Regions from separate parts of the Homo sapiens genome. Here all the other regions are linked to region 2. A link is an interaction called in ENCODE POLR2A ChIA-PET data of the cell type or tissue named here. Cell type or tissue: MCF 10A. All regions are shown on one strand. Each heading gives the region's core, and the rest is flanking DNA. Links, peaks and the distances in the headings are about the cores only. Region 1 overlaps DSP (desmoplakin). Region 2 has its middle 73 kb from the start of DSP. Region 3 has its middle 17 kb from the start of DSP.

Region 1 (5,385 bases), core at 386-5,385, 110 kb after region 2:
ATTTGGTTGGTGAGATACGATCTCAAAGCCATAGACAGAGTGTGACTATGGCCCAGGTGTGTCAGCTCCTAACTCAGTGATGTTTTCTGCTCAACCAAGCCTGGGCACACTGCACTGGAAGGCCTAAATAGAGATATTCTAAGAGGATCACATTTACAGTGCTAATGAGGCCATACTCAAGAAAGAAATAGAAGGTCAACTCCTCTCTCTTCCTTGAATCCTTTACTTTTAGTGGACTTTTTAAGGGCAAAAATGATCATAAGATTCACACAGCTACAATGCAGAGTACTAACCTCTGTGTGATCAGTATGCCAAAATTGGAATGTAGTTGTGTTGCTTAATGACCGGGGCACATTCTAAGAAATGCATGGTTAGGCGATTTTGTCATGCAAGCGCCATAGAGCATACTTACACAAACCTAGATGGTATAGCCTACTATACACCTAGGCTACAAACCTGTAGGGCATGTGACTGTCCTAAATACTGTAGGCAATTGTGACACAATGGTAAGTGTGTATCTAAATATATCTAAACGTCGAAAAGATACAATAAAAATACAGTATTATAATCTTACGGGGGCTGGATGCAGGGGCACATGCCTGTAATCCCAGCTACTTGCTTGAGCTCAGGAGTTGGAGGCTGCAGGGAGCTATGATTGTACCACTGTACTCCAGTCTGGGCAACAGAGCAAGACCCTTCTCTTTAAAAAAAAATGTGTGTGTGTGTGTGTGTGTTTATATGTATGTATGTACATATGTGTGTGTGTATATATCTTAAGGGACCACCATTGTGTATACAGTTCATCATTGACCAAAACATCATTAGTAGACACATGACTATACACACACACAGTGGGGTACTATTTACCTTTAAAAAAGAAAGAGATCCTGGGGCCAGGTGCGGTGGCTCACGCCTGTAATCCCAGCACTTTGGGAGGCCGAGGCGGGTGGATCACAAGGTCAGGAGTTCAAGACCAGCATGACCAACATGGTGAAACCCCATCTCTACTAAAAAGTACAAAAATTAGCTGGGTGTGGTGGCGTGCGCCTGTAATCTCAGCTACTCAGGAGGCTGAGGCAGGAGAATCGCTTGAACCCAGGAGATGGAGGTTGCAGTGAGCTGAGATCACGCCATTGCACTCCAGCCTGGGCGACAGAGCGAGACTCTGTCTCAAAAAAAAAAAAAAGAAAGAAAGAGATCCTGCCATTTGCAAAAGCATGGATGAATGTGGGGGACATTATGCTAAGTGAAATACACCAGACACAAATACTGCTTGATTTCACTTATGTGTAAATTCTAAGAAAAAAGTTGAATGCAGGGAAACAGAGAGTAGGATGGTGATTACCGGGGTGGGGAGGGAGGAGGAAATGGGAAGATGTAAAGGATACAAACTTGCATTTGTGTGGGATGAATAAATCTAGAGATCTAAATTCAGCGCAAGACTACAGGTAGTAATCTTGTAGTGTATATTGAAATTTTGCTGAGAGTAGATTTTAGGTGCTCTTACCACACATACAAAAAAAGATAACCATGGAAGTTGACTGATGTGTTAATTTACTTACCTGATGTAATCATTTCACTGTGTCTATGTGTATTAAAACAGCATATTGTACACCTTAAATATATACAGTAATAAAAAGAATCAGCTAAATCAAAAGAGCTTTCCTTCATTTTTGACAGAGTGTGCAGAATGATTCACAAGCAATTGCTGAGGTTCTCAACCAGCTTAAAGATATGCTTGCCAACTTCAGAGGTTCTGAAAAGTACTGCTATTTACAGAATGAAGTATTTGGACTATTTCAGAAACTGGAAAATATCAATGGTGTTACAGATGGCTACTTAAATAGGTAAACTCAGCTAACACTAATCTCATATTTTCCTTTTCTCAAGCTTCTTTTTCTGGGTCTTCATTTGCTTTAGATGCTTGCCTTACAGTTTCTCTGTTACTAGAGATTTACTTACATCCTTCTGTGGTTTGGAGAGCATGTTAATTCCGCTAGCCTCGCATGTTAATTCCACTATTCTGAACTATAATGTTATCTTAGAACTAAGTTATGCTCTAAGGGCCAGAACTTGAGAATTCTTCAGCGAATACAAAATGTTGGTCTGAATCACAATAGACCAAAAAACAGACAAAATAAATTTTTATCTGCTTTGACGTTGTTCCCTTTCATTACTAGCTGTGAGAGGCAAATCTTCACAGACTAATTATGTCACTGGCAATTTTATGTGCTTCTTTTGCTCTTTCCAGCTTATGCACAGTAAGGGCACTGCTCCAGGCTATTCTCCAAACAGAAGACATGTTAAAGGTTTATGAAGCCAGGCTCACTGAGGAGGAAACTGTCTGCCTGGACCTGGATAAAGTGGAAGCTTACCGCTGTGGACTGAAGGTAACTTGAAAGCTTATAACAGTGGCCCAACTTACAGGAACTAATTCAGATCTGAGCTCCCAATTATAAAGCCTCACTGGGTTTTCATGAGTTTTGAGGATTATTGGGTTTCAGTGGCCACACAGGTTGACATCAGTTGTCATCTCTGTAACTCTGTTTTCCAGACTGTGTTAGCAGGAACTATATAAGAAAGTAATTCGTGATGGGATTAGTTTGGGGAATGCTGAGTTAAACTGGTTTCTTTACTGTGGGACTTCTTAGAAACTTTAATATGTTCATATTATTATTATAACAGGATAGCACAAAGAACAAGATTATTGGAACAAATACTGGGAAATGCAATTCAGTAAATATATTTCCCTGGATTGACTGTTAACACTTTAAATTATGAATATTCTAAAGTGTTTTATAAACTTTGCCGCCCAATTTGGTGACTTGTAGTGTAGCATACAATGGGAGAAGGGATTAATTTGCAATCTTTTTTTTTTTCATCTTGCAGAAAATAAAAAATGACTTGAACTTGAAGAAGTCGTTGTTGGCCACTATGAAGACAGAACTACAGAAAGCCCAGCAGATCCACTCTCAGACTTCACAGCAGTATCCACTTTATGATCTGGACTTGGGCAAGTTCGGTGAAAAAGTCACACAGCTGACAGACCGCTGGCAAAGGATAGATAAACAGATCGACTTTAGGTATGCCAGCCTCCTCCCGCTCCTTCCCCATCTTCTCCCCTTTTGGTTGTTCACAAGATAATGTCACTTGAAGGGAACCACTGAAGAAAACAGAGGTTTTGTTTTTTGTGTAAGTTAGGCGTAACAGATGCTCTTTTCATGGACTGCCTGTATGCAGCTTTGTTAGAAATGGAAGGAGAATGCATCACGATAGCCAACCCTGTGCAGGCCAGGTGCCATCCAGGGTCTTAGAGAAACGGCAGAAGCCCTTTAGCCAGCTCTTTTGTGTCCTATAAACTCTTGTTATGACTCTTGGAAGGAGTAGCTGCCTTGAGTTAGCATTCTCCAAAAGTTTATGAAAATTAAATCTTAGACCAAAAAAAATGCCTTTCTGCAAATAAGAGTTTAAAAAATCTCTGGAATATGAATCTGCCTATTCTGGAAATTTTATATGACTGGAATCATACAATATGTAGTCCATTGTGACTGGCTTCTTTCACTTAGTATCGTGCTTTCAGAGTTCATCTGTGTTGTATCATGTTTCAGTACATCATTTTCTATTTTTTTCATGTGTTTTTATGATTGAATAATATTCCATTGTTTGGCAGTGCCACATTTTGTTGATCTTTTCATCAGTTGATACCTGAGTTGTTTCCAGTTTTTGGCTGTGATAAAAAGTGCTGCTATGAACATTCATGTATAAGTTTTTATGTGGGAATATGATCAGTTTTCTTGGGTATATATCAAGTGAATTTCTGGGTGATTCTATGTTACATATTTTAGGAACTAATAAGATAATGATTTTATTGTATCTATTTCCCCCCAGGTTATGGGACCTGGAGAAACAAATCAAGCAATTGAGGAATTATCGTGATAACTATCAGGCTTTCTGCAAGTGGCTCTATGATGCTAAACGCCGCCAGGATTCCTTAGAATCCATGAAATTTGGAGATTCCAACACAGTCATGCGGTTTTTGAATGAGCAGAAGGTATAAGCCAACTTTTTGTTCCATAGCTGTTTTGAGATTAATTGGGTGTAATTCATGTTTTCCTCTGGTTTTTGTATCAGTGCCTAGGTTTGAAATGATGAATATTTAATATTACTAACCCATTTTGTGAAGGCTTAAAGAATGCCCAGAGGAAAAGCAACTGAGATGTTTACAAGGAAATGCAAATTATGAACATAGAAATAACGTGATATTGTTCTCTTCATGTTATCATAAATTATCTTTATAAATTGAGGGGATAGGCCCAGAAAACAGGCTGACTAGAAAGTAACCTCTTACAGATAGTAAGTTAAAGGGCTTGCTTCTCTTCTCTGAATGGAAAAAATGCTCATCTCCTAAGCTGTAACTATAAAAATATGAGACAAGTACATGTAGTAATAAACTGAAAAAAGGGTACAAATAACAGTGGTAAAAGAGTGAAATCACATTTATTTAAAAATATTTGTATGCATTAACATTGGTAAATATTTCACTTTTTGTATAGAACTTGCACAGTGAAATATCTGGCAAACGAGACAAATCAGAGGAAGTACAAAAAATTGCTGAACTTTGCGCCAATTCAATTAAGGTATGTTGGTTTCATAAAGAATGTTGGTATTTCACCAAGATTATTATTAACTGCATGACTTGCTGATTTGTTGTAAAGCGTATACACTTCCTGAGGATAGCAATTACGGTCTGTATATATTCTTTTCTGAACAAACCATAAAAATTAAAAATCTATTAGCTTGAATTCATTCCACATTGGCAGTATCCATTTGAATGGCTGGTTTCTATTCTTTGACTGGTGGTAGGTGCTGCATTCTCCATTTAGCATACAAAGATGTACTGCTTGGTTTAATAATGGTGTTTGTTTGTTTGTTTGTTTGTTTGGAGAGAGTTTCGCTCTTGCTGCCCAGGCTGGAGTGCAGTGGTGTGATCTCGGCTCACCGCAACCTCTGCCTCCTGGGTTCAAGTGATTCTCCCGCCTCAGCTTCCTGAGTAGCTGGGATTACAGGCATGCACCACCATGCCCGGCTAATTTTATATTTTTAGTAGAGACAGGGTTTCTCCGTGTTGGTCAGGCTGGTTTTGAACTCCCGATCTCAGGGGATCTGCCCGGCTCGGCCTCCCAAAGTGCCAGGATTATGGGTGTGAGCCACCACGCTAATGTAGTATTAGTTGCTTGGCCACTAGTGGCGCAAAGTCTTTGGAGTGGGCAATTAGACGTGCAGCCCAATGATTTAAAACTGTGGAACTGTAGCTGTTAGTGATGCTTTTTAAGTCTATGAAGGACACTTTTCTTAAACTTCATTATGCTGCAGGATTATGAGCTC
Region 2 (7,065 bases), core at 1,727-6,726:
GGAGAGGAGAGAGGAATTGCAGGTGGCAGCTAAGAGGAATGAAATTTCTTTTGGGGATAATGAAAATATTCTACAATTAATTGTGGTGATGGACGCATAATTCTGTGAATATACTAAAAGTCACTGAATTATACACCTTCAATGGGTAAATTGTATGGTATATAAATTATATGTCAATAAAGCTGTTTTTAAAAAGTGGAGGATGGAAACCATATATACAGCATGCTGACATAGTTAATAATAATGTATTATATACTTGAAATTTGTGAGAATAGATCTTAAGTGTTCTCACCACACACACAAGGATAACCATTTGAGTTGATGGATATATTAATTAGCTTGATAGTGGTAATCATTTCACCATATATATCATATTGTATACCTTAAATATAGACAATTTTTATTTGTCAAGTATGCCTTGACAAAGTATAAAGCTGAAAAAATTAAAAATAAATACGCTGGGCACAGTGGGTCACGCTTACAATCCCAACACACTGGGGAGGCTGAGGAAAGCAGATCGCTTGAGCTCAGGAGTTCTAGACCAGTCTGGGCAACATGGCGAAACCCTGTCTCTCTAAAAAACACAAAAATTAGCTGGACGTGGTGGTGCGCATCTGTAGTCCCAGCTACTTTGAGACGATTGCTTGGGACTGGGAGGCTGAGGCTGCAGTGAGCCATGTTCATTCCACTGCACTCCAGTCTGGGCAACAGAGTGAGACCCTGCCTCAAAAAAAAAAAAAAAGATAAAATACATAAATTAATAAAAGGGGTAGGGATGGAATTTGCTTTCCACTAGACTACCAGAAAATAAAAAGTCTGACTATTCTAAGTGTTGGTAAAGATGTGGAGAGATAGGAGATAGCTACTCTCCCTACTGCTGGTGGAAGTGTGAGTTGGTAGATGTTGGAAGAGCAAATTAATTGGACCTTAAAAGGTCCAGAATTTTCAGGAACACTGAGAACTCCAGGGAGGATGGCATCTAGTTAAGTTAAAGATATACCTACTTTGTGTCCCAACAATTCCACTCCTAGGTAAGAAGCCTGGGGACATGGGCACAGGGAGACATTTACAAGTATGTTTGTGAACACCTTATTTGAAAGAGTGAAAAATTTAAGCAATAACTAACTTATCCATTAGAGCATGGCTATTAATTATGTGGAGTGCAATCAGAGATAATACTGTCTCCGTAGTTTGTATAGGCTTTTAAACAAGTATGACTTTCTTACCTCTATACAGTGCTGTGATGTGCTAACATTAGCATGGTTTGCAAATTAGACTCCAAAGAATAAGAAATTTAAATGCCCTTGAATGGGAGAATGAACAAGTAAATCATTTTTCTTCATACAATGCATTACTATTCAGCAAATAAAAATGAATGAACTTGGCGGGGCACGGTGGCTCACACCTGTAACCCCAGCACTTTGGGGAGCCGAGGCAGGTGGATCACTTGAGGTCAGGAGTTCGAGATCAGCCTGGCAAACATGGTGAAACCCCATCTCTACTAAAAATACAAAAATTAGCCAGGCATGGTAGCGGGTGCCTGTAATCTCAGCTACTTGGGAGGCTGGGGCAGGAGAATCGCTTGAACCCGGGAGGCAGAGGTTGCAGTGAGCAGAGATTGCGCCACTGCACTCCAGCCTGGGTGACAGAGCGAGACTCCCTCTCAAAAAAAAAAAAAAAAAATGAACTAGAGTTACATGTATCAACATGGATACATCTCACTAACATAACATTGAGTGAAAAAAATCAAGTTTGCAAGTGGATGCATACAGTGTGATACTGTTTCTGCAAAGTCATGCAAAACAATAACACATTTTTATTATATAACGAAGCGATAGCATAAAATATGCATGGGAATGATAAATAGCAAAGTCAAGATGATAGTTAGCTCTGCAAAGAGGAAGAGAAAGAGGATTGGGAGGGACACCCAGAGAATATTAACAATACCCATACAGGTTTGTTTCTTTTAAACAAAATCAATGTTTGATAAAGCTGGCACAGACATATTTGCAATATTAGCTGCACTTTTCAGTACAGGTGAAATATTTCCCAATACTAAAGAACGAAGTGAAGTTTTATGTAGTGGGGCTGTAGGAGTTTGTGCAGAGAATGAAAATGTGCGGTACAGATGAAACCAGAGCCCCCTCAGCCACCGCCTGTTCCACCCACTTTGGGATGGAACATGATGGATGAGTTCACAGCCCTGTCTCCGTGGTCCTCACCATGCAGACTCATCTCAGGAGGTGCTGGTGGGCAGTAAGATGCTGCTGGATGCAAACGTTGTCCTTATCCTAGGGGCTGCACAGTTGGTATCTGTGCCAGAGGGGCGCAACCGAGGCTCATCCTTTGGTAATGGTCTCCTGTTCTGGGCCTTGAGGTCTTCAGTCAGGGGAGGCTCCTGTTTTACCATCTACCCTCTTATTTAGAAAGTGTGCCTCCGAGCCTCAACTGCCTTTTAGTTTATCGGGTGACAGGCTGGAAGACTTAAAAAAATGAGAGTGCTTTGATGACTCTGGCATTCCTTGGGCATTGAGAAGCTGGTTATCAGTGTTGCCATGACGACTGCGGGGCCCATAAATAAAACGGTGGAGGCGAAAGGTCATGTTGGACACTAACAATAGTGTAAAGCCTCTTAGATGCCTGGACTATGTACTTGAGACACATTGGATGGTTGTTTTGAAAGGTAATTTTTCTTTTTGCTCCCAAATGACCTCCTATTAATTTTGTTCTTTTTTCAGTCTATTGCATTGGAATGTTGCTTAGCAAACAATTATACCTGGTACTACTCTTCAAGGAGCATGTCTATTAATTGTGTGGAGTGCAATCAGAGATAATACTGTCTCCCAAGCTAGTACAGGCTTTTAAACAAACATGATTTTCTTACCTCTACACAGTGCTGTGATATGCTAACATTAGCGTGGTTTGCAAGACTCAAAAGAGTCAGAAGGATTAAACTTGGAATAATTTAAGGTGCAGAATAATCTCCCAGAAAGCTGAAAGTGAGGGAAGGAACTGTGAGGTTCCAGATGTCGTTTATTAAGAGGAGTATGGTCTACAGGTGGTTTCCTAGGTCCAGCTCCTTGCCACTCAAAGTATGGTCCGTGGACTAGCAGCAGTCTCAGAGAGATTCTTCAACATCCGGAACCTCAGGCCCCACCCAGACCTATTGGATGAAGTGCTGCAGCTTAATAAGATCCCAGGTGACTTTTATGCACATTGAAGTCTGGGAAACAGAGTCTTACAACGTGAGTCAATGGCCTTCCAAAAGGGTGCTGGCACTGTAAGAAATAAAACCTGAGAGATCAGATACTCCTGGGAGAGTTAGGGAGGAAAAGCTTTGCTAAAAGCTGCTGGAAGTAGTGGGTGTCTATTTGTGGATCATATTTTGTACTGAATTGTTATGTTTCCCCTACTTACTGAAAACATGAGCTGAATTCCAGAAAGTAACAGGAAGAAGGATGAGGATGGAAGAGTTAAAAAATAACACAGAAGTCCTGAGTTCTTGCAGGAGCATCCCCTTGCAAGATACTCATCATGACCTTGGGCCCCATTGCGCCACAGTTTTCTCCACTTTGACAAGCCCAGATCACTTCCTAGGGCCTGCAGGATTCCTACATTAGTGCTTCTCAAGGGCTCCGAAAGCCTGGGATGAACGTCATGGCGCATGCGTGAAGCTTATCAGGGTCGCGCTATGAGTTCCAGGCTGGCTCCTAATTCCGCAGCCTCCTCGCAGCTGGGGAGCAGTGTGCCCACTTTTATCTCAGCTCCTGGCTTCTACAGAGGACGAGATGGGGAGGGCGTAGGGCGAGGAAGGAGGAGATAAAGCGGTTTGGTGCATGGATGAGTCAGAGCCCGGGCACTCCCACCCATGGCTGAAAAGAGCATGAGTTTCCCACGTCCCTGTTCTGCTGTGAGAGGGGACCGCGTATCCACGTCCCCCAGCTGCACTGTGGGAGGGTTAATTGCAGAAAGACATTATTAAACAGCAGATTGGCTGTCACACGTGTCAACACGTAGCGATGGAGGTGAGTAAATGACTATGACTCAAAGTAATTTTTAGAAACAAGCACAAAATAAAATGTCTGTGAATGGGACTATTACAGAATCTCCTTGAGGAAGTGGTTGCAAATGTGCAGCTCCCAGAGCAAAACCTATCACAGGCTCACTATAACCTCAAACTCCTGTGCTCAAGTGATCTTCCCACCTCAGCCTCCAGAGTAGCTGGGACCACAGGTGCATGCCACCATGCCCAGCTAATTTTTTCTTTTTTCTTTTTTTTTTTTTTTTTTTGAGACGAAATCTCACTCTTGTCCCCCAGGCTGGAGTGCAGTGGTGCGATCTCGGCTCACTGCAACCTCTGCCTCCCGGGTTCAAGCGATTCCCCTGCCTCAGCCTCCCGAGTAGCTGGGATTACAGGTGGGTACTACCACACCTGGCTAATTGTATTTTAAGTAGAGACGGGGTTTCACCATGTTGGCCAGGCTGGTCTCGAACTCCTGACCTCAGGTAATCAGCCCGCCTCGGCCTCCCAAAGTGCTAGGGTTACAGGCGTGAGCCACCGCGCCAAGCTAATTTTTTAAATATTTTGTAGAGACAAGGTCTTGCTGTGTTGCCCAGGCTGGTCTGTAACTCCTGGGCTCAAGTAATCCTCCTGCCTTCTCCTCCCAAAGTGCTGGGATTACAGGCATGAGCCACCACTCCTGGTATCCTGCCTCTTTTTGATTTTTTTTTTTTTTTTTTTGCATTCTAAAAATAGCATCTTTTCTAAGATTATAGAATTAGTATTCTACATCACAAATATTTAAAATATGAAAAGTTATGAAGAAAATCAAATCACTCCTAATCCCTCCACCAAGAGGTAATCACTGTTAACACTCGTAGTTTATTTCCCTTTAGTATTCTTAGTCGAATCACTTTTTTCTCCAAAAACTATATAGCAAATAAACCAAAAGCAGTTTTCCCATTTGTAATCCATATCCATCTGGCATAAGGCCATGTAAGCTTGGTTTGGAGCTTGTCCCAATAGCCCTGCCAGCCCGAGTTTCCCATCCCTGCCTTGTGGTCTATTTCTCCATCCACCCTGACCCAAATGCCACTCTCACAGAACTCTAGATTTGAGTTTGCCTTCATTTCTGTTTGACCCCTCAGATCTTGGGAATGTAAATTGTAAAGGCAAAACTTCATGAGACTTTTTTTTTCTCTGAACCCGATATATCAAAAAACAAGTGAGACTTTGTTAAAATCTACATTCCTTACTGTTTCTGATGCTTTGGAAATTAATCCAGGTTTACTCTGCCTTTTTTTTGAGATGGAGTTTCACTCTTGTTGCCCAGGCTGGAGTGCAATGGCATGATCTTGGCTCACCGTGACCTCCACCTCCTGGGTTCAAGTGGTTCTCCTGCCTCAGCCTCCTGAGTAGCTGGGATTACAGGCATGCACCACCATGCCCAGCTAATTTTGTATTTTTAGCAGAGACAGGGTTTCTCCATGCGGATCAGACTGGTCTTGAACTCCCGACCTCAGGTGATCCGCCTGCCTCGGCTTCCCAAAGTTGCTGGGATTACAGGTGTGAGCCACCGCGCCTGGCCTACTCTGCCTTTTTCAATGCAGGTATTTCAAAGGATATGAGAAACTCAAGGGAAGGCATCTATATTTGTAACTCCAGTACATGGCCCATAGTAAGTTCTCAATAATTCATGTTCACTGGTCACTTAAATAACACAGAACTATTGCTTCCTGTCTGGGTGAATATAATCAATGGTTAAGATTAATAAGGGCAACAGTAATGAATGCGCTCGGTGGTTCAGGATCCTTTACTAGCCAGAATCACTGGTCTTTAACCCCTACACATTTCTGTTCCCCTAGTTGGGTCTCACCTTTTTAACTGCTAGCATTCTCCTCCTGCAGCCATGGACTCAATCTGTCTTTCCAGCGACCCACCCCTGGCTGGCTTGGATGCTGCTCTACCATCAAGGATGGCATTTGCCTCCTCACTTCACTGACTTGAAGTCTTCCCCACGGTTCCTCCACCTACTGCGGGCTGCCCACTCCCACCCTCATCTCTCTACTGAAACAATTCTTGCCAAACTCTGGCCACTTCTCAATCCTTATCTCGCCTAAGCTCTCCAAGGCATTTGACACACTTGACCTTGCCCTCTTCTTTGGAGATCTTTAGAGAGCATGACTTCTTGCTCTGAGTCTTCCATGTACCTCTAACTGCCCCTTCCCAGCCTCTTTTGCAGAGTCCTCTTCCTCTGCCTCAACCTTAAATGTTGAAATCCCCTGAGTTTCCATCCATCATTTGCTTCACAAGGGGAACCAGTTCTGGGTTCTTGTTCTTTTGCAAAATATACATATAACATAAAATTTACCATCTTAACCATTTTTAAGTGTATAGTCCGGTAATGTAAAGTACATGTACCTTGTTGTGCAACCGTCACCACCATCCATCTCCAGAACTACTTCATCTTCCCAAACTGAAACCACATTCCCCTCCCCATAGCCCTTGGTAACCACCATTTTACTTTCTGTTTCTGTGAATTTGCCTACTCTGGGTACCTCCCATAAGTGGAATCCTATGGTACTTTGCAGTTGGCTTGTTTCACTCATCATATATCCTCAAGGTTCATACATGTTATAATGTGTCAGAATTACCTTCCTTTGTAAGGCCAATGACTTTATATTCCATGATACATATGTACCACACTTTGTTTATCCATTTATCTGTTGGTAGACCCTTGGGTTGCTTCCACATTTTAGCTACCAGGAATAATGCTGCATGAACATGGTGTATAGCAAGTGTGTTCCAGTCCCTGCTTTCGATTATGTGGGGTTTATATCCAGAAATGAAGTTGCTAAATCAAAAGGTAATTTTTTTTTTAAGATAGGGTCTCACACTTTCATACACAGGCTTGAGTATGCCATGGCATGATCCTGGCTCCTTGCAGCCTTGACCTGTGTTCAAGTGATCCTTCCATCTCAGCCTCCCAAGTGGCTACAGGTGCATGCCACCATACCCAGCTATTTTTTTTTTTTTAGGAATAGGATCTTGCTATGTTGTCCAGG
Region 3 (8,483 bases), core at 1,664-6,663, 56 kb after region 2:
TTTAGTAATACCAGAGAAGAAAACAATTAGGAAAGTACAGGCTAAATGACTGTATGACCTGCAGAGAGCCTAGACTTTTATCTGGCCCATCAGTTTGGGCTCCATAGTAAGTGTAGCACAATATTTCCTTTAATAATTATGTAGGACTAACGTCTCATCTCCCTGGGAAGCTCCAAACACTTGACTTATGAATAGGCTCTCTTTCTCTTCATTGCTAGAATTCCATCCATCACCACCCTCATTAAAGAAAATATATATAAGTTTTGAAGTTGCTTGTGTTTTTATAGAGATTCAATTGCCAATGAAATAATCTTGAAATTTCTAGATAGCACTGGGCATGGTGGCTCATGTCTATAATCCATGCACTTTGGGAGGCCGAGGTGGAAAGATTGCTCGAGCCCAGGAGTTAGAGACCAGCCTGGGCAATATGGCAAAACCTATCTCTACAAAAAATACAAAAATTAGCCAGATGTGGTGGCAGGCACCTGTAGTCCCAGCTCCTTGGGAGGCTGAGATAGGAGGGATCACCTTAGCCCAGAGAGGTTGAGGCTGCAGTGAGCTCTGATAGTGCCACTGCACTCCATTGGGCGACAGAGTGAGACCCTATCTCAAAACAAAACAAAACAAATGTCTATGTAGGCATTTTGAGTAAACTTTTTACTAAAGTGTAATATTCATATAGAAATACATACAAATCATAAGTACAGAGTGGGATGAATTTCCTCACTCATCAACACACCATGTCCCCAGGTCAAGAAACAAAACATTACTGTCATCCCAGAAGTCCCCTCTTTGGACCCTTTTGGTCACTCCCTACCCAAGGTAACTATTACCCTAATTCTTTTTTTTTTTTTTTTTTTTTGAGACAGAGTCTCACTCTGTCACCAGATTGGAGTGCAATGGTTCAATCTTGGGTCACTGCAACCTCTGCCTCCCAGGTTCAAGTGATTCTTGTGCTTCAGTCTCTTGAGTAGCTGGAATTACAGGTGCATACCACCACACCTGGCTAATTTTTGTATTTTTTGTAGAGACAGGGTTTCACCATGTTGGGCAGGCTGGTCTCAAACTCCTGGCCTCAAGTAATCCGCCTGCCTCAGCCTCCCAAAGTGCTAGTATTACAGGCGTGAGCCATTGTGCCTGGCCACCACTACCCTAATTCTAACGCCATGTATTCATATCATCTGTTTTTGAATGTTTCCTTTTCAAGTTAACCAGTTTAAGTTTGTTCCTGTGGACAGAAAGCTGTCTTGTCAGTATTTTTATCTCATCAGTTATAATGATAAAGAATGCTATTTTTTTTCATCTTTTTCCTTAGTGCCCTAGAGTGATTGGATGAGCTTGATATAAAGCTGTAGAGCTCAAAAGCTAAAACATCTTTCCCACAGATGCCATCAGTCTTTTCGTTTAATCGTTTGACCTAGAGGGGCTGTGAACATCTCTGTTCTGGTGTATTTTACAGAGAACATCTCTGTAGCTGGTGTATTTTAGTGCTTATTTGTGGATCCGATTCAAGTCATATATATTTGCATATTTTACTTTTATGCACGTGTGAAATGTGCACATACACACACACAGAGCTTCCTGTTTTTCCTGCATTGATTTCTCCTTTCCTATTTCTATCCTCAGTAGACATCCTTCTCTACCCCACGCTATCCTTGCCTTGGGCTCCTCGTACAGACCTTCCTCAACAAATCCCACTCTCCAGACTCAGCCACCCCTGTACACACTGCCTTAAAATGATTGACTATTTATCATTCAAAAGGTGCACACAACCATGGAGAATCCGCTTTCACTTCTACTTTTGATGTAAAGACCATAAGAAATCCAGGTTTGGAAGGGGAAACAGTGCAGTTAAAGCAACTGGTAGAATGTGTGGCTTTTCACCATCTGCCTGAAGTTCCATTCTGAGTTTTTCCTGAATGAGGATGGGATGTCTGTGTTCATACATTTTTTTCTTTTTAAAATATGTCTCAGGCTGGAGTGCACTGGCTATTCACAAATGCAATCATAGTGCACTATAGCCTCAAACTCCTGGGCTCAGGCAGTCCTCCCACTTCAGCCTCCCGACTAGCTGGGCCTACAGGCAGACACCACTGCTTGTGGTTTTGTGTTGAGACATTTGTTTGCTGAAGTGACAGGCACCCCGTTCATGAGCTCATTCATTCACTCATTCACTCATTCATTCATTCAACAGATCTTTCCTGAGTCCTATTATGTGCCTGACATTGTTTGAGAAGCTGAACTTCTCAAGGGAGAGATCTGTTCTTCAGACCAGAGGGAAATTTGGAAGCCCAAATAGAGAACAGTATTTCTAGATCTGACCTTTAGACTATAAGAGGCACCTAATTCCTTAAAATAGAATATTGTTGCTTTTCATTATGCCATGCACATGATAAGGGCTCTGTATATATTTTGGGATGAGGGCAATAGTATTGTCCATGTTTCTCTAAAATAAACTGGTAAAACTCTGAATTGTTTAGATTGAAATGAATAAGATCATTATTACTTTTTAAATTAAGTCTAATCTCTTAGTTAAGTCACCACAACGTATTTGCAGTTGTTTGTGTATGGGCCTGTTTCTTTCTTGGAATAATACTCACTCCTTTCTAGGCTGCCACCTTTCCTGTTAGTTCTACAATGATGGTGAGCATCATATTCTACCTTTTTGTGTATTGCCTTTCATTTTAAAGGCTTATGGCAGAAGGATCTGAGGCATCCTTAAGGAAGAATTAGGTAGATGTATGAACAAAATACTACATATCCTTTTTGTGTTATGCAATAAATCATATAGTTCTTGCTTCAGATGATTTCTTCCAGACTCACTCAGCAACACTCTTTACCCAGACTATATAGCCTTGACTTTCAATAAAAAACAAAGATGAGGCCAGGTGTGGTGGCTCACGTCTGTAATCCCAGCACTTTGAGAGGCCGAAGTGGGAGAATCACCTGAGGACAGGAGTTCGAGCCCTGCCTGGCCAACGTGGTGAAACCCTGTCTCTACTAAAAATACAAAAATTAGCTGGGTGTGGTGGCACATGCCTGTAATCCTAGCTACTTGGGTGGTTGAGGCACAAGAATCACTTGGACCCAGGAGGCAGAGGTTGCAGTGAGCCAAGACCACTCAGGGGTGGTGCCTGGGTGACAAAGTGAGACCCTGCCTCAAAAAAAAAAAAAAAAAAAAAAAACGAAAACCAAAGATGAGTTACCAAAAAAGTTTTAACAAAGGGCACAGGGGAGAAACTCCTCCTCTTCCCATGGCCAGCATTCTGTTACCAGTTGATAGTTTGCACACAGCCAGCTTTGACTGAACTCACCCCTGTTAGTTCAAATTTCTCTGAGATCTGAACTGGAAAGAGGAAAGAGACATTAAAAATGAGCTCACTGAGTTGTTTTTAAATTTGTCACACTGAACCCACGACTGTTAATCCCATTCACGGCTGTAGTAATTATATTGCATAATCAGTGAGGGGAGATCCTCCCCCTTTTGTACTCTTATTGAATAGAGAAGACAGAAAAATGTCAGAGCTCTGCCCTAAACTAAGATTCCTTCCCACAAAAGAATTCTGGACTCAGAAGGGAAGCATGATCCTTTACAAGGTGAGCTCACCTTGTCCACTCTCAGCTCAGGGGTAGCGAACTCATAAACCAGTGATTCCTAGTCTATAGGACATGGATGCCTGATGAGGCATTTAAAATTGTGGGGCTGCAAGCATTATCTATAGACTGCATGCATAATATTTTACACCTACTCATACTATTCAAAAACATGGGGATGTGTAATTGCAATTAATAAAACACAAATTTGCTCAAAGGCATCACTAAATTCATGACTGTTTTAAAAATAATGCTAATACATAATATTTATTCCATTGGTTATTGTCAGAAGATTTCTTTGCTTAGAAGCAAATTAGGAGTTTCTAATAACAAGATGGCCCTTGTAATTTAAAAGTTTGGGGGTCACTGTTTGAGACTGTTGGTGATCTATGTTTAACTCACGGATGACCTCCTCCTAGCTCTATGAAATGTTGAGGTGTTGACATCCCAAACCTGTTTTAACTGGAACATACATATGAATCCCACTCTGCACAAGGCATGATATTCTTGATTTCATCCTTTCCTAACTCCCTTTGTCTCATGGCATTTACAAATCTTTTTTTTTTGAGACGGAGTCTCGCTCTGTCACCAGGCTGGAGTGCAATGGCATGACCTCGGCTCACTGCAACCTCCGCCTCCCGTGTTCCAGCGATTCTCCTCCCTCAGCCTCCCAAGTAGCTGGGACTACAGGTGCACACCACCACGCCCAGCTAATTTTTTTGTATTTTTAGTAGAGATGGGGTTTCACCATGTTGGCCAGGATAGTCTTGATCTCTTGACCTTGTGATCCGCCTGCCTTGGCCTCCCAAAGTGCTGGGATTACAGGCATGAGCCACCGCGCCCGGCCCAGCATTTACAAATCTAATTGAAGAAATACGAAATAAGTGCACACAGAAGTTACATAATGAGTTAAGAAAATGCAAGGAGAAAACATATAGTACATGATCAATTGCGAAATGCTGTGAACTCAAAGAGACAGCAGGAGGGAAAGGTAGAGAGAGAGGGAGAGGAAGGTGAGTGGTATGGTGAGAGGAAGTGTGTTCCCAGGGCGGACATCAGAGCAGGTTTTTACAGACTCGCATTCCTGGCTCTGCTGATTGCCACCCAAGTGACCATGGATAGATAACCTGACCCCGCTAAGCCTCTGTTTTATCGTCAATAAAATCAAGATTATAATTATAATACCTCTCATATTGTGTTATTGTGAAGATAATTTATGACAAAATATATTAAATGCTTTGTACTATAGCTAATGTATAATATGTGCAAACTAAATGGTAGCTAGTGTTTATTCTATTAGACTAAATCCCTCCAGGATGGGAAGTATGACTTACTTATTTTTGCTTCCACAGAATCTAGCACAATGCTTGACTCATAAGTACTCAGTAAAAGGAAAACATTTGTTGAATGAAGGGAAGGATAAATGGATAGATGGCGGGATGAATTTTTTTTAAATGAACTATGGGCTTTGGTGACATGGAAGGGTGTCATGGAGAGCAAGAGGTGAATCTAACCGTGCATGGAGAAGAGAGGAGGGCACTGCAGTGGGAGAGGGCAGGAACCAAAGCACAGAGGCAGGAAGGCACCTGGGATTGAGTATTGGGATTCGGCTGTGGAGGGAGTGGCCTGCCAGGCTGTGGAGTGTGTATCTTACCTGTGGATAGTGGGAGCCAAAGAAGATTCATGAGGAGGAGAATGGCATGAGAAGGGAACTTTTCAGAGGGTTAGCCTGGTGCTGGTGTGGAAAGGAAGGGGGCAATCCATACTAAGCGAGAAGTGGTCAAGTTCCTGACCAGAGTGACAACTATGGAAATAGAGACAAAGGACTGACTGAGGAGAGGTCAGAGGTCTCACATCTCAATTCATTTGGAATTGGTAAGGTGGTCACTTAAACCATCTACCAACACGCCTGCTGACTCTTGAAAGGCCACATTTTTGGCTGGGCACAGTGGCTCATGCTTGTAATCCCAGCACTTTGGAAGGTCAAGGTGGGCGGATCACCTGAGGTCAGGAGTTTGAGACCAGCCTGGCCAACATGGTGAAAGCTTGTCTGTACTAAAAATACAAAAATTAGCTGGGCTTAGTGGCACACTCCTGTAATCCCAGGAGGATGTACTCGGGAGGCTGAGGCAGGAGAATCGCTTGAACCTGGGAGTCGGAGGTTGCCGCGAGCCAAGATCATGTCATTGCACTCTGGCCTGGGCAGCAAGAGCAAAACTCCGTTTCAAAAAAAAAAAAAGAAAAAAAGAAAGACCACACTTTTGAAAATCACTGTGGGTGAGTACTGAGTTAGAGAAGAGACATTGGAGGAATGGGTTGACGAGAAGTGTGGAGCCTGCTGCATGAACTGAGTCAAGGAAAGGTGATTTGAGGGGTAGGCTTTTTTTTGTTTTTTTTTTTTGTTTTTTTTTTTAGAGACTTGGGAAGATCAACAGCGGTGAGTATTAGAATGGGCAATGGAGAGGGAATAATCTATAAACGTGGAACTGAACTCGGGGCTAAACTGCCAATGACGGAGACTCACTTGCCTGAACAAAAGTGAACTGGAAGTCCAGCAACAGGCTCTGCCTGTGGTGGGGCCGAGGGCACAGGTGAAGCCTGGTGGTTGGAGCCACACTGGGCCACTCCCCTTCCCTGAGGAGGAAGCAGAGCTGTGGTCACCTCCCTTCCCCCTCCAGCCTCCATGGAGATCTCCCCTCCCTCCTCCACGTCCCGCGGATACTTCCCTTCCCCTCCACGGTGCACGGAGACCTCCTCTGCCCCCTTCAATTTCACTTGACTAGGAAGACACAGAGGAGCTAGCGCAGGTGGCCTGCTTCTTTTATGTTTTTGGAAAAGCGGTCTGTCTTTCAGGAGGAAGTTATTTTTTCTTAGATAAAGGGACTATCTCTGGGGGAAAAATGATTCCAAAAAAAAGAAATAAAAAACAAAGAAAAATAAGGACTCTCCTTTCTCCTACCCTTGGGGGGAATTCACTCATTCATTACCACATTTAATTAAATTGAAAAAATAGCCACTTTCTTCTTCCAATAACTACTATTGTCGGTGACTACTTGATGTTGTCTTCTGTTAACCACATGACATCCTCTGTGAGTTTGTGGAGCACCAGGGAAGAGGTAAGAACACCCAACTCAGTATTGCTTTTCCGTAACACAGGAAGATGCTGTTAGGGCTAGGTATTCTCTGGGGTTCTTAAAAATTAGATCAATCCAAGAAGACTGAGAAAAATCACATGTATTTCCCCAAAGAACTTTACAAAGGGTAAGACGCTCTAGCCCGGAACTAGAACTTTAGCATAAATCTGGTCTGAAACCTTGGTTAAGGATGTAACAGTTTATATTGGGGAATCTGTATGTGGATCTGAAAAGCAGGCAGCTTTCTAGGTTTCTTATTCACAACTGGTGCAGATATAAAGTGGTGCCACCATCTGAGACGACACTTTGGCCTTTTTGTGTGTGAAAATTGACATACTCTATGTGAAAATTCATATATTCTATGGTCTAACCTTCCATCCTTGGGTATATACCAACAAGAAAACCCAGGAGACATATCTAAAGATGTTCAGAGTAGACCTTTTTGTAATAGCAAAAATGTATAAATCAACCAGTTGTCCATCAACAGCAGAAAAGATAAATACAATGTAATACGTTCATACAATGGAAAGTTATTAAATCATTAAATGGCAGATGGTCTTATAGTGACACGCAACAAAGTGGATAAATCTGAATAATATAATAGTGAGAAAGTTAAAGCCGGGTGCAGTGGCTCACGCCTGTAATCCACTTTGGGAGGCTGAGGCAGGCAGATCACTTGAGGTCAGGAGTTTGAGACCAGCCTGGCCAAACTAATTAAACCTAACTCTACTAAAAATACAGAAATTAGCTGAATGTGGTGGCGGGCATCTAATCCCAGCTACTCAGGAGGTTGAGGCACGAGAATCACTTGAACCCACGAGGTGGAGGTTGCAGTGAGCTGAGATCACACCATTACACTCCAGCCTGGGTGACAGAACAAGACCCCATCTCAAAAACAAACAAACAAAATAAAAAAACAAAAATAAAAAAGCAAGTTAAGTCCAAGAATTACACACGACATTAAGCTCCCTTCACAATGTTAAAAACAACTAAAATGAAACAACAAAGTTTTCCAGAATAGGTATATTTATGATAAAACTATAAAACACACATATACTTAATAGGAAGTGAATAGTAAACCAAAAACTCAATATCCAGGAGAGTTCGCTCAGGTGAGCAGATGGATATAAATTACACTCGTTTTGGGTGGTGAGCTGGTGGATGTTCTTTATCTTATTTTACAAATAGGGTGATGGGGAATGCAGGGACCAGAGATGAGTGTGTCATGAGCTATGACGTATGATTAATCCAGTTCTGCACATCTGAGTGGGGTAGGGGTTGTGGGAAACCATCGCAGGTCTTGTGGGACACAGACAGACCTGATGACTTTTCAGATAGAATTGCAGACTGAGTAGGCGGAGGAATGGAGTAGATATATTATTAGAGTTTGTCATCCAGGGCCTGGCAGGATAATCAGTGTCATGAAGGGCAGCACTCCTGCCTGGAGGAGTTTTCAGCTTATTCCAGACAAAACAACAATGGAGACATTGAGTCTGAGTTAAACATTACGGCCATGGAGTCTACTGTTTTTATTTTTCTAAAGATAAAGATATTGTAACTCAAATGTCTTTATTTTATTTTTTCTGTCAAGAAAGTTATTGCAGAGACAAAAATTTGGAAAATAAAGGATAAAAAAGAAAATATTATTCCAATACCCAGAGATCATCACTGTCAACCTTTTGGTGTGTTTGCCTCCTGTGGACTGTGATAGATAAGAACCACTAACTACCCACCCGTTGTATATTTTCTGACCGA

The links. ChIA-PET counts read pairs that join two places held together with the same protein. Peaks named below come from ENCODE experiments on the same cell type or tissue, not always from the same donor. Only the 100,000 strongest peaks of a DNase experiment are listed, where the experiment ranks them.
Region 1: POLR2A ChIA-PET joins it to region 2 with 5 read pairs; 4 of 35 experiments call an interaction of 5 or more read pairs at or near these places.
Region 3: POLR2A ChIA-PET joins it to region 2 with 5 read pairs; 2 of 35 experiments call an interaction of 5 or more read pairs at or near these places.

The regions. Positions count from the first base shown.
Region 1 is chr6:7,572,406-7,577,790 of GRCh38, forward strand. DSP (desmoplakin) reads left to right here. Exons shown (of 24, transcript NM_004415.4): 16 at 1,681-1,847; 17 at 2,252-2,390; 18 at 2,890-3,083; 19 at 3,889-4,051; 20 at 4,554-4,637; 21 at 5,374-5,385. Among named protein-coding and RNA genes, the nearest start is that of SNRNP48, 15 kb to the right of the region's middle. In MCF 10A, for the core only: no CTCF peak of the experiment used is centred there; no DNase peak of the experiment used is centred there.
Region 2 is chr6:7,464,887-7,471,951 of GRCh38, forward strand. No RefSeq gene overlaps it. Among named protein-coding and RNA genes, the nearest start is that of DSP, 73 kb to the right of the region's middle. RefSeq lists an enhancer at 1-15. In MCF 10A, for the core only: no CTCF peak of the experiment used is centred there; DNase peaks (open chromatin) are centred at 3,755 and 5,015.
Region 3 is chr6:7,520,726-7,529,208 of GRCh38, forward strand. No RefSeq gene overlaps it. Among named protein-coding and RNA genes, the nearest start is that of DSP, 17 kb to the right of the region's middle. RefSeq lists an enhancer at 5,729-6,230. In MCF 10A, for the core only: no CTCF peak of the experiment used is centred there; no DNase peak of the experiment used is centred there.